Linked DNA regions of Homo sapiens: region 2 is linked to region 1. A link is a contact called in ENCODE Hi-C data. All regions are on one chromosome and are shown on one strand. The core of a region is the stretch at or near the end of the contact, and the rest is flanking DNA. Distances in the headings are between cores, read along the strand shown. Region 1 holds the start of EML1 (EMAP like 1). Region 2 holds the start of SLC25A29 (solute carrier family 25 member 29).

Evidence for each region. Hi-C counts contacts between places; a loop is a spot of excess contacts on that map. Pooled maps may share reads with other maps.
Region 2: a map with no recorded cell type shows a loop between it and region 1 (4-fold over the local background). The contact joins the promoter of SLC25A29 here to the promoter of EML1 in region 1. A Hi-C loop is called at or near these places in 1 of 37 single-sample maps with no recorded cell type and 2 of 50 pooled maps.

What each region holds. Positions count from the first base shown.
Region 1 is chr14:99,791,040-99,797,708 of GRCh38, forward strand. It overlaps EML1 (EMAP like 1), which reads left to right and starts at 2,374. Exons shown (of 22, transcript NM_004434.3): 1 at 2,374-2,504. The coding sequence starts at 2,438. RefSeq lists a silencer at 2,068-2,547 and an enhancer at 2,295-3,126.
Region 2 is chr14:100,305,194-100,312,355 of GRCh38, forward strand. It overlaps SLC25A29 (solute carrier family 25 member 29), which reads right to left and starts at 1,251. Exons shown (of 4, transcript NM_001039355.3): 1 at 1,006-1,251. The coding sequence starts at 1,039. It overlaps MIR345 (microRNA 345), which reads left to right and starts at 2,666; the gene lies at 2,666-2,763. RefSeq lists enhancers at 187-753, 1,962-2,031, 2,062-2,231 and silencers at 1,082-1,181, 1,242-1,711, 1,802-1,871.

The DNA.
Region 1 (6,669 bases), core at 1,124-3,623:
TTGGTAGAGACGGGGTTTCCCATGTTGCCCAGGCTGGTCTTGAACTCCTGAATTCAGGCAATCTGCCCACCTCGGCCTCCCAAAATGCTAGAATTACAGGCATAAGCCCCGCCCTCGGCCTCCCTGCCAAAGTGTTCTAACGTGCATGTACCTGCCCTCTCCCTTTGATATCCAGCAACCTATTGCATCACCAGGGTGCTCCAGGTCACCTGGGAGCCCTCTGCCACCAGACAGAAGAGCCTCACCCCAGCCTCATCCTCCTTGACTCTTCCTGCAGAGAACTCTACGCAAATGCCCACTGGAAGCTTTCTGTGCTCTTAGCTTAGAGAGACAATGTCCTCTGCTGATTCTCCTGCCTCTCTGACCATTCCTTCGGAATGTCCTTCTCTCTCCTTTGTCAAGGCTGTACCCCAGCCCCTGTCCGATTTTCTATTCTCTTCTTTAGAGACTTCATCTACAACCCCTTTGCTGACAACTCCCAAATCTCAATTCTTTCTCTCCAGTTGCTACAGGGCACTTCTAATTGGAGGTTGTGCTGTCCCCGCTTGACCTTCCTGTCTTTCCAGCTGTATGGTCCTATAGCAACTTCCCTCTGGCCGGCCCTTGGTGCCTCATTTCTGGAGCACTGCAGACATCCTGGGCTGTTCCAGCAACAGGCCGCGGCCCCTGCAGCCCAGTCGGCAGGCAGACCCAGCTCCCTAACACAGCTCTCAACAGTGGCCTGCCTGCGTGAACCCTCCAAGCGTTCCTCCATCTCCCCCCAAGTCTGGTTCAGGCTCCTCTGCAGCTCTTGGGGCCTCTCTTACCTGGCCCCTTGCCCTCAGTCCAGTCTTATTTCCCACTTGTCTGCACAATGTCTGCAGGCACCGTTCCTTCTTTCCTCACTAGCAGTGTCCTGCCCACTGTCCTCCATCCACCAAGTCACAGTCAAACCCGCAGCACCTGTGGCCCTTCAGCCTTCACTCACAATGTATCTTCCCAATTAACAATCCTGCTAGGACAGGAATAAGCTCTTAAACTTCTCCCTCTGCCCACAGCATATAGCACCAGTCCTTACTAACCCATGCACTAACCGTGCCGCACGCAGAGTGACAGAGCCCTGTCCCTCACCTGCCATCTACTGATGTCCAAGCTGGGCTTCTGGAAGGACAGGCCTCTGAGCCCAAGCGAGACCTACGAGTTTTCCTAATTTTAACTTACTCAGTTCTTATTTCACCTACTCTATTCAACCTGCACAAGTTAGTACCTACCATTTCAGATTTTGGCATGGAACTGAATTATGACTGATGCAACAGGAAGTGTAAACGTTCTGCAGTCTCTTTGGGACCAAGCTCATTCTTGGGTTAGATGATCCATTTTATATATTCTAATTTATTGCTTCCCACTCGTTATTTGGCGCATCTTTACTTACTTTACTCCATGGGTATAAAATGCGAACCATTAACAGCATTTATACGTGTATGGCCTGGAAAAGTTACAAACTCATAGATCTATGTGTTTCTCCGACTGCGCTATTTTCTCCTAACTCTTGGTGTCTTTCTGATGTAGAATAAATACTGATTTCCTTAGTCCTGTAGCAAGTTAACAAGCCTGTAACGTGACAGATCTGTATCCCAGGGGCTGATCATAGAGAAACCACAAAGCGATGTTTTAGCTGCGTCGAGTCCTCAACACGGGGGACTTCCAGCCTGGTACCAGGATAGCCTCTCTGGCCCAGTGTGAGCGAAGGTTCGAGCTGACTTGCCAGTCCCGTGCTAAGTCTCACTGAGGCAGGGCCTTGCTGCCGCGGAAAAACGTGTGGACAGAGGAACGCGCCGGTCGGATGTGGGCCACAGTGAGCCGCGGCGTGGAAACGGCCGAAATGTGCGGGCGCGTTGTCCATGTTTGGTCGTGGAGCTGCCCGCGGGCGCGGGAACAGCGCGTCGGGGGCGGGTGGGCTTGGGTGTCCGTGGCGGAGGTTACCCCGGGCCCCACGCGCCCGCTCTCTCCCGGCCTTGGTCTTTGTCCCCGCGCCCCCGCAAGGGCCGCCCGCCGCGCCCCGCAGCCCCTGAGCCCCCGTGCGCGGAGGCGGGGCCTGGCCAAGGGGACAGCGGGCGGCAGACGCGCCCCTGCGGCTCCCAGGCCGCCCGGGCCGCGCTCCCCGCGGGGAAAGAGGCCGCAGGCGCGGGGAGGCTCGGCCCCGCCCCGCCACGTCCCCCTCCCGGCCCGGGCCCCGCGGCCGCCGAGGCCGCCCCCTCGCGGGCGGAGCGGGCGCTGGGCTCGCGCGGCTGCGGCGGCGGCGGCGGGCCCGGGGTTGCCATGGTAACCGGCAGCAGCAGCCGCCACAGCAGGGCCGGCCCCAGCGCCAGCGCCGGTCGCGGTCGGGCTCAGCTCAGTGTGTGGTGAGCGGCGGCGGCGCGGCCGGGCCGGGGAGCGGGCGCGGCCCGGCGGCCTCAGCATGGAGGACGGCTTCTCCAGCTACAGCAGCCTGTACGACACGTCCTCGCTGCTCCAGTTCTGCAACGGTGAGGGGCGGCCGCGCGGGGCCGGGGCGGCGAGCGGCTGGTGGCGGGCGGCGGCGACGGCGACGGCGGGGACCAAGCCGAGGGGCCGAGGCCCGGCGGCCGCGGGCGAGGCCGCGCAAAGTTGTTGCGGAGGGGCGCGCGGTCCCCGTTCCCGCCGCCGGCGCATTGTGTTGGAGCCGCGGGGCCGCGCCTCGCTCCGGGCCGCCCCGGGCTCCCCGCCGCCACCCCGGCTCCCGGCACTGGCGCGCGGACCCCGCCGGCTCCAGCACCCGCGGAGCGCGCCCGGGCGGAGGCGCGTGGGGCACAGGGCGGCGGGGAGGCCCGGGCAGCCTCCGCGTTCCGGGGAACGTGTTGCTTTTTTGCTTCCCGACCCACATCTGTTTGGAAATGACTGGATGAAGAACTCGGGAAACAAATCCTTTAATAACAAAACCCTCCTGCGAGGATGCACGCAGTGTTTGGACCCCCAGAACCCATTCAGGTCTACTTTAATGAAATCATCACAATTTAATACAATCTAGAGCTTTTTAAATGGAAAGCCAAAGTGGACCTGGCCTCAGTGTTGCTTCTTATTTTGTTTATGGGATAATGGATTCTTTTTTCTTTTTTTGTTTTTGCAATTTTACAGGAAGGAAACATTCATATCCACCAATATGGCATCTTTTTAAAAATATGAAATCCTACATGCTTGAAAGATTTCAGTCTCATTGGCAGGGTTGAAAAAGATTTTCATAGCACACTGAATATTTTATCAGAACATGATGTGTGATAATTCACGCACAAAAGTTAACCACACTTTTTTTTTTTTTTACATGTTGGATTTATTGCTCCATCAAAGGGCCCCAAAAGTTTGTTAATGGGAAAAAAAAATGTGTATTTGATAGAATTTGCTTAAGTGCAGTCGGAATAATTTTGAATTCTAGACCCTTTGACAACTGGAGCAATTTATTTTGCTATTGTATTGTGATTTAGGGAAAGTTTTCTTGTTATTCGACACCTGTTTGTCACTGTAGCAGTAAAGAGTAATGAGTGTGTTGATTCATCCTCTGTAGTGGTATTTTTTATCTCTGGTGAAATTTATCATCTTGTTCATGGTAGAATGTATACTCTGATAGCTTTTGCAGCTTATACTTTACATCTGAACCATTTGTGGGCCTTCATGAATTTAGTAATTCCCTCTTCAGTGGAATTAAAGAAAGTTTCTGCTTTTTCTCTGAATTTAACGCCAGTTTCCAAGAGCAGAACACCTGTGTTTTTGAGCCTCAGAAGGTGTTGAGGGCAGGTAGAATGTATTTGGTATGCTGGTGGTCCCTGGAATACTTTATAGTATAGAGTCATGGGAACGGTTTTGCTCTCCAGTAGGTTAAATAGATTCCTCAATTAACATTTTGAATAGGTTCCTTAATTGACTTATAATCAATCATATTTGAATTATTGTTTTTGATCTAAAAAGTAGTTATATGCTTATGGTAGAATTCTCCCTATGCTTAGTTGGAAAGATATGTGGCTGAAATTTGTATTAAATGACTTTGAGGCATCAGGTCTTACAAATTTAATCTGTGGGCGTATTATTGACAGCTTGATTTGCGATATGAAAATGAGCCTAGATATTTTTATTGGAGCAGTTGTTTGGGGCCTGGTCATACTGTTCCTAAATAGCAGTTTAGTCATGAAGTTGACCTACACGTCTGTTCATGAATGTTTTCGTTTTCTGCATTTTCCTTTTAATTGCCAGCCTAGAGATATTGGCATGGTATTTTACTGGTGGTGATGTCCAGAAGAAAGTAAAAACCAACTCTTATATTTTGTAGAAGTATTGGTTTAAAGAAAAACCACCTTAACTAGAATCAAACAATAAGATCACTTTATAACTATTGAATTACTTTTCTCAAAAAGTTCTCAGCTCTGTATTTGTTATTTTTTTTTTAGGTTGTCTAATGAATAAAGTTTAAAGCAAGAGTGGCCTATGGGGCAGAAGTCAATGTTAACTGGTGATGTCTTAGGCAACAGATGTTTTGATGTGAAACATTTTAAGAGGCTTTCATTAAGTGAAGATATAAATGAATACAAGTCAGTTAATTACTATGATGATTCAATTAAAGCAGTGGATCACAGAAATGCCATTTCACTAGGAACTAAATTAAACATTTGGATATTTCATTAGCTACATTGGCAAACAATTTTTTCTTTTTAAATGAGAGACTTACATTACAATGGCAAGACAGCAGCATAATACATGAACTCATACATTTTCATATGTTCAGTATGCGTCATGCTGTTAATAGTGACAGAAACTAAAAAATCATGGTTACAGCTTTAGAAAATATAATTCACACATATTATTTGGATGACTGTCATAGTTAATTTCCTTCTGGTCAAATAAAGACAAGATCAAGATATGCGAAGTTGAGGCGGGAGGATTACTTGCAGCCAAGAGTTTGAGAGCAGCCTGGGCAACATAGCAAGACCCCCCTCTACAAAAAATTTTTAAAAGTTGGCTGGGCATGGTGGCTTGAACCTGTAATCCTAGCTACTCAGGAGGCTGAGATGGGAGGATTGATTGAGCCCAGAAGTTTGAAGCTGCAGTGAGCTATGACTGTGCCACTGTACTACAGCCTGGGTGACAAAGTGAGACCCTGTCTCAGAGAGAGAGAGAGAGAGAGAGAGAGAGAGAGAGAGAGAGAGAGAAGATAATGTGTAAATGAGAAGGGAGAAAGAGAAAAGTTTGTTCTAATGAATGAAATTTCTGTCTTCTCTTATACTTCTTTCTTGGTGTCTCTCCTCATAATTTGTAGTGGACATTAAATGCAAAGTTAGGCAGTATCTAGCCTCCTGAAAAGGCTCATCCTCATCTTTCAGGAACTGTCTTTCTCATTTAAGCAGAAAATGTGTGCATTGTTTTCTTCAGAGTATTTGAAATCTGTAAAGTGAGCTAGAAATCACAAGCTTTTTTTTTTTTTTTTCTTTGAGCCACACCTTGCTCTGTGACCCAGGTTGGAGTGCAGTGGCATGATCACAGCTCACTGCAGACTCAAACTCCTGGGGCTCAAGCAGTCCTACCTCAGTCTCTCAAGTAGCTGGGACTACAGGTGCGTGCTATCATGCCCAGCTCACAAACTTCTTTTAATGCTGGGAAAAAAAAAAAACCTGAAGTGTTTTAAAAAGTGAACAGTAGCTATCCTTTATAAGACAATTTATGATTTGGGAAATAACTCCATATTTTCTTCGAGGCCTCATTTTGAAGTAGGTGGTGTTACCATCCTTCCTTTGTGCCTGAGAAAACGGAGGCTCGAAGAGATTTGGCAACTTTATCAGGCCACAGAACTAGGAAGGGCTTGGATACCAGTCTAAATCTTTGTGTGTGTATGTGTGTGTGTGTGTGTGTGTGTGTGTGAGAGAGTAATAGCTTTATTGAAATATTTACATACCATAAAAATGTGTTTTTAAAGTGTACCATTAAGTGCGTGTAGTATATTCACAGAATTGTCCAGTTGTTACCACTCTCTGATTTTAGAACCTTTGCATTACTCCAGAAGAAACCCTAGTACCTACTAGCAGTCACTCCATGTTCCCCCATCGCCCTCACCCCTGGCAACCATTAATCTACTTTCTGTCTTTATAGATTCTGGGCATTTTATTTAAATGGAATTATAGAATGTTTGGTATTTTGTTCCTGGCTTCTTTCACTTAGCATATGTTTTAAGGTTCATCCATGTTGTAGCCTGTGTCATCATGCCATTCCTTTTTATGGCCAAATTATATTCCCTTGTGGAGAGATACCACACTGTTTAAATCTGTTACTTGTTGATGGGTTATTTGGGTTATTTCCACTTTTTGACTCTTATCAATAATGCTACTATGGGCACTCACATGCACATTTTTGTGTGGACCTATGTTTTCATTTCTCTTGGGCAGATATCTAGGAGCAGAATTGCTAGGTCATATGGTAACTCTGGGCTTAACATTTTTAGGAACCAGTCTTAACTTTTTGAAACCTAAATATTAAGCTTGTTTTATTATACATTTTTGATAAAAGAATAAGTAATTAAGGAAATGGATGAAAGAGGGAAAGAAGTGGGAGCAAGTAACAAAATGTTGCTCATGCATTTCCATGAGTCCTTTGGATCCTTTGATCAATCACAGCTCACCAAAACGAGTCAGTGCA
Region 2 (7,162 bases), core at 1-2,500, 510 kb after region 1:
TCCGACGCCACAGATTTAATACTTAAGGCCACCGCTACCCACTCTTCCGCCAGGGCTCTCAGCGCTGGCCGGGAGCTGAGGGTTTATTCGAGCCAAATCCAAGTAGATGAAGAGGCGGTGAACAAGGGCAGGTGCTGGGAGAAAAGTGGGACCAAACAGGGATAAGCGGCCGGCCCTCTCAGCAACTCCCGCCGCCAACCACCCTCCCCCGCCCCCGACATCTAAATCCTGGTGAATAAATTAACCCTCAAGGTAAAAGCAGAGAAGCCAGAGGCCCAACAGGGAAGTGCCGTGCCCGACGCCCACGGTCGGGGCATGGGAGAGCCTGGACTGCACGCCCGCCCGGGCCCTCCCGGGGACAACTGCATGGGAGGAACCCCAGAGCCGCGACCGCGCCTCGGAGAAGGTGCCCCACACCGGCTCGCCCGACCCACCCACCACCCCCCTTCCGCCCCCAACAGCTCACAAAACCGCGTAGGAAGGGGCGGCGTTCCAAGGCGTGACTCGGCGCCAGAGTGGTTCAGTGCCCTCCAAGGCCAGCCGAGTAGGGGGTCGGCTCCGTAGCCCCAACCCCGCTGGATGGCTGCGCGGGACGGGGTGGAGTCAGTCCCGAAATATACGGCCGGGGGAGGGGACCCTGCTCCCAGTGCGCAACGGATGGGGATGGGGGAGGGGAAGGAGATGAGCCCGGGACCTCGGCGCGGGGGGCAGTGGGGCATCCTCCCGGCAGTCCTGGCCTCCGCTCAGCCACGGTGCTGCCCCGGCGCCCCAGACCTCCCGTCCGAGCGTGCCCAGAGAGAATAAAGACACCTGCCCTCGCGGACAGCCCGGGCCTGAAGTCAATTTACGCCCACGAGACCCGCCCGAGGCAAGAGAACTGTGGTCCCCATTCACAGACGCGGCGACCCCCGCCAGCGGGAAGCCGCGAGGCCAGGGCGTGCTGGTGGGCCGACCTCCCTCCCCGGACGCCTCGCCCCGGCCCGGCCCGGCCCGCCGCCTCCTTACCCCCCGCGCATCCAGCCAAGAAGTCCAGCGCCATGGCCGGGTCCCCGGCGAGGCCGCCTTTCCTCCTCGTCCTCCCCCTGAGGCCCCTCGCCGGGCTGGGCGCCGTCGGGGTCCCCGAGCGCGCGGTGCCGGGGCTGGGCCTGGCCGCTCCTCCTGGCGCGGAGCCCGGGCAGGCGCGGTCAGGGATGGTGGGGATGGCGGCAGCAGCTAGACCCGCGCTGGTCCCTCGGCGGCAGCTGACTCGCTGGATCCCCTCCGGCCCGCGGTCCCTCACCTCGGGCCGCGCGCCCCGCCCCTCGTGCCTGCCGGCAGGGCCCGGGTGGGGGCGCCGAGTGAGGCCAATGGGCGGGCACGGCGCGGACAACACCCCGGGCACTGCGCTTCGCCGCCGCGCCTCATTGGCCGGGCGTGCGCGGGAGGCGGGGCGCGGGGGACGTGGTGGGCGCGCGGGCGGGGCGCGGGGACGCCTCAGACAAAGAGCGCGCTGGGTGCGCAGGTCCGGCGGGAGGGGACGCGCGGGGTGGCGGGGTTGAGCCGAGGACTCCCCCACCCGGAGTACGCGGGGTGGCTCTGGTCTGGACCGGGTCGGGAACCGGACCCTGGGTTCGGAGTCCGGCGCCGCCGCAGAACCTCAGCGCCCTAGTCTGTGCCGTGCGGACCCTGCCGCGAAAACGGCCGTGGAGCGCCGGGACGTTCCGAGGCCCGCAGACTGGGACGCCGCTAGTTGCGAAACTCCGCGAGCGGGAATCGCCCGTGGGGAGCCTCTGCCCGTCCCGCCTGCGCGCCCGCGGCGGCGGTGGCCTCCGGGGCTTCCGGACTCCTGGCCGAACCCGCCGGGTTCTGGGGGTCGGACGCGCACGGGCGCTTCCTGCGGAGCCTGAGGCTGGGATTTGGGCGGAGAGCAGGGAACCTTAAAAGGGAAAGGGGCCATGGGCAAAGGGCGCAGCAGGCCTTCGGGCCACAGCTCCTTCCCGAGGACTGCGGGTCGCGGGAGCCGCGGAAGGTTGTGGAGAGAGGGAGGTTCCTGGACTGGGCTGCAGAGTGGAGTCGGGCCAGATCGCAGCGCCTCCGTCAGCGGCGGCCGGACGGGGCGAGACCGGAGGGGCTCGGTAGGGGCCGCGCTCAGGCGCTGAAGTCGGAGGGTGCTTGGCTCTGGGTCACCAGGGTATCCATGGGCTGCGGGGATGAATGAGAGCCGAGTCTGACTCGGCCCCCCAGGAGTCCCTGACATTCGCAGTGGCAAGGGACTGCCCTGGTCCCTGTGGAGCGTCCCATTCGGTGACTTCCCACCAGCCCTTCCCCAGCGCCTCTGGAGGTCCAGACTGTCAGGTTGGAGCCTGGGAGCAGGGACGGGCCAGGCGCTTTCTCTTCGCTGTAGGAGTCAGATCAGCCTTAGGCCGGGCCCAGCTTCCTTCTTTAGGGCCTGCAGGCAGGCAAGGCCACACCGTGTGCCACGTTTCCAGGTTTAGGGTCACATGGTTCTTTTATCCAAATTCCAGTGGGTACCTACCTCCTGGAGGTGCAGGTCGAAAGGTTCTGTGTATTTGGTACTAGGACACACAGGTAGGTGTTGTCAGTAGTGCAGCCTGGTGCTAGGGGCAGGGGTCCCCAGTGCTCATGTTAGTTTCCTTTTAGAGTCTAAGTAGAATGTTAAGCAGAGACCCAAACCCTAGGTCTGCTGACTCCTAGTCCAGGGCTCGTGATGGCTGGTGGGCCCTGAACGAGGGGTCTGGAGGCCTGGGTTTGAATATCGACAGCCTCTCTGACCCACTTGGTTGCCTCAGGGAGGCAGGTGTGCGGATGGGGGAGAGTGGCCCATGGGCCAGAAAAGCAGTGGTATGGGGGCCCCAAGAGAAGCCCAGACCCAAAAGGGCAGGAGCTGGCTGTGGGGCTACTCAGGTGGCTGGAGGCCTCCTGCAGACACAGTGATTACACTGGACTACCTACATGTAGTCACTTACCTTAGGAACAGGATGTCCTTGGGATGCTGGAGGGCTCATGAGGTAAAGCACAAATCCCTGCACATCCATTCCTGGTTGAGGAGGTTTGGGAGGGAAATCCAGTACCTTGACAGCATGTGGCAGTAGTGAGAAAATGATGGAAACGGATAAGGAGACAAGCATGACCTGTTTTGCTTTGTTATTGAGAGAATGCACATGCCTTGAAAATTATGCTTGGGGCAGGTTGCACTGAGCTGTCAGTCCCTGGGGTCCTTGGGAAGGGGCCTAGTAGCCTGGTAAACAGTAGGTATTCCATAGTTGAGCTTCAGAAACCTCCTTGAGGCTGGGTTCAGTGGCTCATGCCTGTAATCCAGGCACTTTGGGAGGCTGAGGCAGGAGGATCGCTTGAAGCCAGGAGTTTGAGGCCAGCCTGGGCAACATAGTGAGGCCCCATCTCTAAAAAAAAAAAAAATCGGCAGGATGTGGTGGCGCATGCCTGCAGGCCTGTAGTCCTAGCTACTCAGGAGGCCGAGGCAGGAGGGTCGCTTGAGCCCAGGAGGTCAAGGCTGCAGTGAGCTATGATCGAACCATTGTGCACCAGCCTGGATGACAGAGCAAGACCCTATTTCAAAAAGAAAAACCTCCTTGCAGGGAGGGTCCTTTGTTGAGAGAGCTGAGGCAGGCCGTGTGAGGGCAGCAGTGGGATCGTGCCAGGCCTGGGAGATGAGGAGTGCGGGCCCTTAGCTGTGCACTTTGCAAGGAGAGGGCAGGGTTCTGGGTGTGTGTGTGTGGTCGGGGGAGGGCTGTTGGATTTGGGGACTAAGGTCAACATGTGGGGGACAGTGGAGGACTGGGCTCTGGGACAGATTTGCCTGACCTGACCCGCCAAGGGAGCCTCAGCTCCCTTGTGGGTGACAGGGGGCTGCCTTCAGCTGGAAGTACCCTGAGGGCAGGTCCCAGGTCTGTCCCCTTCATCTTGGTGTGCCCAGGGCCTGCACAGTTGACACTGGGTGGGGGACATTGGGGAGGGGGTGAGGACAGGCACTGGAAAGGGATGCGTCCACACGGGTGTGCTGCTGGGTTACTAAACTTTGCAAAACCACATCTTCCTGAGCACCCTGTTTCCCTGCTGCCTGGGAATCATGCACTCAGTCGGCGCACTGCCCTGTGCCCTGTGTTGGGGACAAGACAGACACAAATCCCTGACCTCCATGTCAGGGCTGAGGAGAGACCAGAAAGGAGGAGTGAAAAAGTTGGTGCCAAGTAAATGAATCCGTATGCCTACATCTTGGACACTTGGGTTCAGTGTCTATTGTTTTATTTCATTTCCTGAGGATAAGGTTACAGCACAGAATGTGCTTTCTCAAACTCCCATGTTCCACAGAGCCCTGGACCTCCCATCCCAGAGGAGGCAGGGCTCTGTGCAGCCCTGAGGACCCCAGCCTTTTAAGGGGCAGGGCAGACCCAAGGCCAGCACAGGACAGCAAGGCCGGAGGGACTGTCACGGGGCACCGAGGGTCAAGCCAGCTCACTGGAAAGGGTGTGTTGGAGTTTTCCCTGTGTACAGCTTTTATTCTCACACAAGACAGGTTCAGTGTGGAGAAATCAGAAACGCCAGAAAGTAAAAAGGAAACGCAAGTCTCTGTCCCCACCCTGGAATCTTGGAGCTGAATGACCCCCTGCAGGAGCTGTTTGGGCCAGGACTTGGGGGGGGTGGCTGCAACTCAGGCTGCCAGAGGGCAAGTTGAGGGGGAGAGGATGAGGCACCAGCTGTGTAGACCTTCCCAGGAGTTAGGCTGTGCAGGGGAGAGTGCACAGAAGGGCTCTGGCAGCAAGCACAGGTGTAGACTCGGGATGGGAGCCACCTGAGCAGGTTGCAAACTCCTGGCCAAAGATTGGTGGGGCCGGCGCGCTGTCAGTCGCCTCCTGTCTCATATTGGAATACTCGAGCTCAGTGCCATGGTGTGAGGCCCAGGGTAACCAGACTACAACCTCACCTCCCACCTTTCATGCCCTCTGGCCCTCTTATTGGAGCCCACCCTCTAAGCTTGTGCCCCTCTCAGGGCCTTGGCACTGGCAGCTCCTCTGAGTCCCTGGGGTCCTTGGGAAGGGGCCTAGTAGCCTGGGATTACAGGCACCCGACACCATGCCTGGCCAATTTTCTGTATTTTTAGTAGAGATGGGGTTTTGCCATGTTGGAAGCTTCTGCCTGGCCTGGCGTCGTTACCTCTAGAACTTGGGTTCTGGCTGGGCGTGGTGGCTCACGCCTGTAATCCCAGCACTTTGGGAGGCCGAGGCGGGTGGATCATGAGGTCAGGAGTTCAAGACCAGCCTGGCCAAGATGCTGAAACCCCGTCTCTGCTAAAAATACAAAAAAATTAGGCGCGGTGGCAGGCACCTGTAATCCCACCGACTCGGGAGGCTGAGGCAGGAGAATCGCTTGAACTCAGGTGGCGGAGGTTGCAGTGAGCCGAGATCTTGCCACTGCACTCCAGCCTGGGTGACAAGAGTAAGACTCCATCTCAAAAAAAAAAAAAATACAAAAATCAGCTGGGCGTGGTGGTGCATGCCTGTAATCCCAGCTAATTGGGAGGCTGAGGCAGGAGAATTGCTTGAACCTGGGAGTCAGAGGTTGCAGTGAGCCGAGATCACGCCACTGCCCTCCAGCCTGGCAACAGAGGGAGACTCTGTCTCAAAATAAATAAATAAATAAACAAACAGGATTTGGGTTCCTGCTCAATGCTTACCTCTTCAGAAGGGGCTTGGCTGACCTGCCATGGTCTGAATGTGTGTGTCCCCCCAAAGTTCATATGTTGAAGTCCTTTTTTTTAACTTTTAAGTTGAGGGGTACATGTGCAGGGTTGTCGTATAGGTAAACCCATGTCATGGGGGTGTGTTGTGCAGATTATTTTGTCACCTAGGTATTAAGCCTAATGCCCACTGATCCTCTCTCTCCTCCCCTCCACCCTTAGGTAGGCCCCAGTGTGTTTTGTTCCTCATATGCTGAAGTCTTAACCCCGGAGGTGATGGTGTTAGAAGCAGGGCCTTTGGGAGGTGATTAGGTTATGAGGGAATGGGATTGGTGCCGTGTGTGTGTGTGTGTGTGTGTGTGTGTGTGTGTGTGTGTGTGTGAGAGAGAGAGAGAGAGACAGGGTCTCGCTCTGTTGCCCAGCCAGAGTACAGTGGTGCAGTCACAGCTCACTGCTGCCTCAACCTCCTGGGCTCAAGCCATCCTCCCACCTCAGCCTCTTGAATAGCTGGAACCACAGGGGGCAGGTCGCCACGCTGTGCCCCACCAGCTTTGCCTCCTCCCAACCTGAGCAAGGGGCGAGCAGGCAGCCTTGGAGCCCAGCCTGGTGAGAGGACCCAGACTCTGCTCTGTCCTGCTGTGTGGCCTTGGCCACAGGTTTTCCCTCTCTAGACCTCTGGGGTTGGAATTGGCCAGTGGGTCCCTGTGGGGCTGAGTTGCCGCCACCTTGGCAAACAGCTAGGAAGGCAGATTTTGAGGCCCTGCCCCAGACCTAAGAAGTCAGCCCCAGGGAGCAGGTAGAGACAAAAGCTGCGTTTAAACCAGGCTCTTTAGTGGTTCTAAGGTGGCTGTGAAACTGTGGGTTGAGACCATCTCTAAGGATAGATTCAGGAAGATCCAACTTGAAGGGGTGGGTTGCCCCTCCACACCTATGGGTGTTTCTCGTTAGGTGGAACGAGAGACTTGGAAAAGAAAGAGACACAGAGACAAAGTATAGAGAAAGAAAAAAGGGGGCCCAGGGACCGGCGTTCAGCATACGGAGAATCCCGCCAGCCTCTGAGTTCCCTTAGTATTTATTGATCATTATTGGGTGTTTCTCGGAGAGGGGGATGTGTCAGGGTCATAGGATAATAGTGGAGAGAAGGTCAGCAGGTGAACACGTGAACAAAGGTCTCTGCATCATGAACAAAGTAAAGAATTAAGTGCTGTGCTTTAGATATGTATACACATAAACAGCTCAATGCCTTACAGAGCAGTATTGCTGCCCGCATGTCCCACCTCCAGCCCTAAGGCGGTTTTCCCCTATCTCAGTAGATGGAATATACAATCGGGTTTTACACCCAGACATTCCATTGCCCAGGGACGAGCGGGTGACAGATGCCTTCCTCTTGTCTCAACTGCAACGAGGGGTTCCTTCCTCTTTTACTAATCCTCCTCAGCACAGACCCTTTACGGGTGTCCGGCTGGA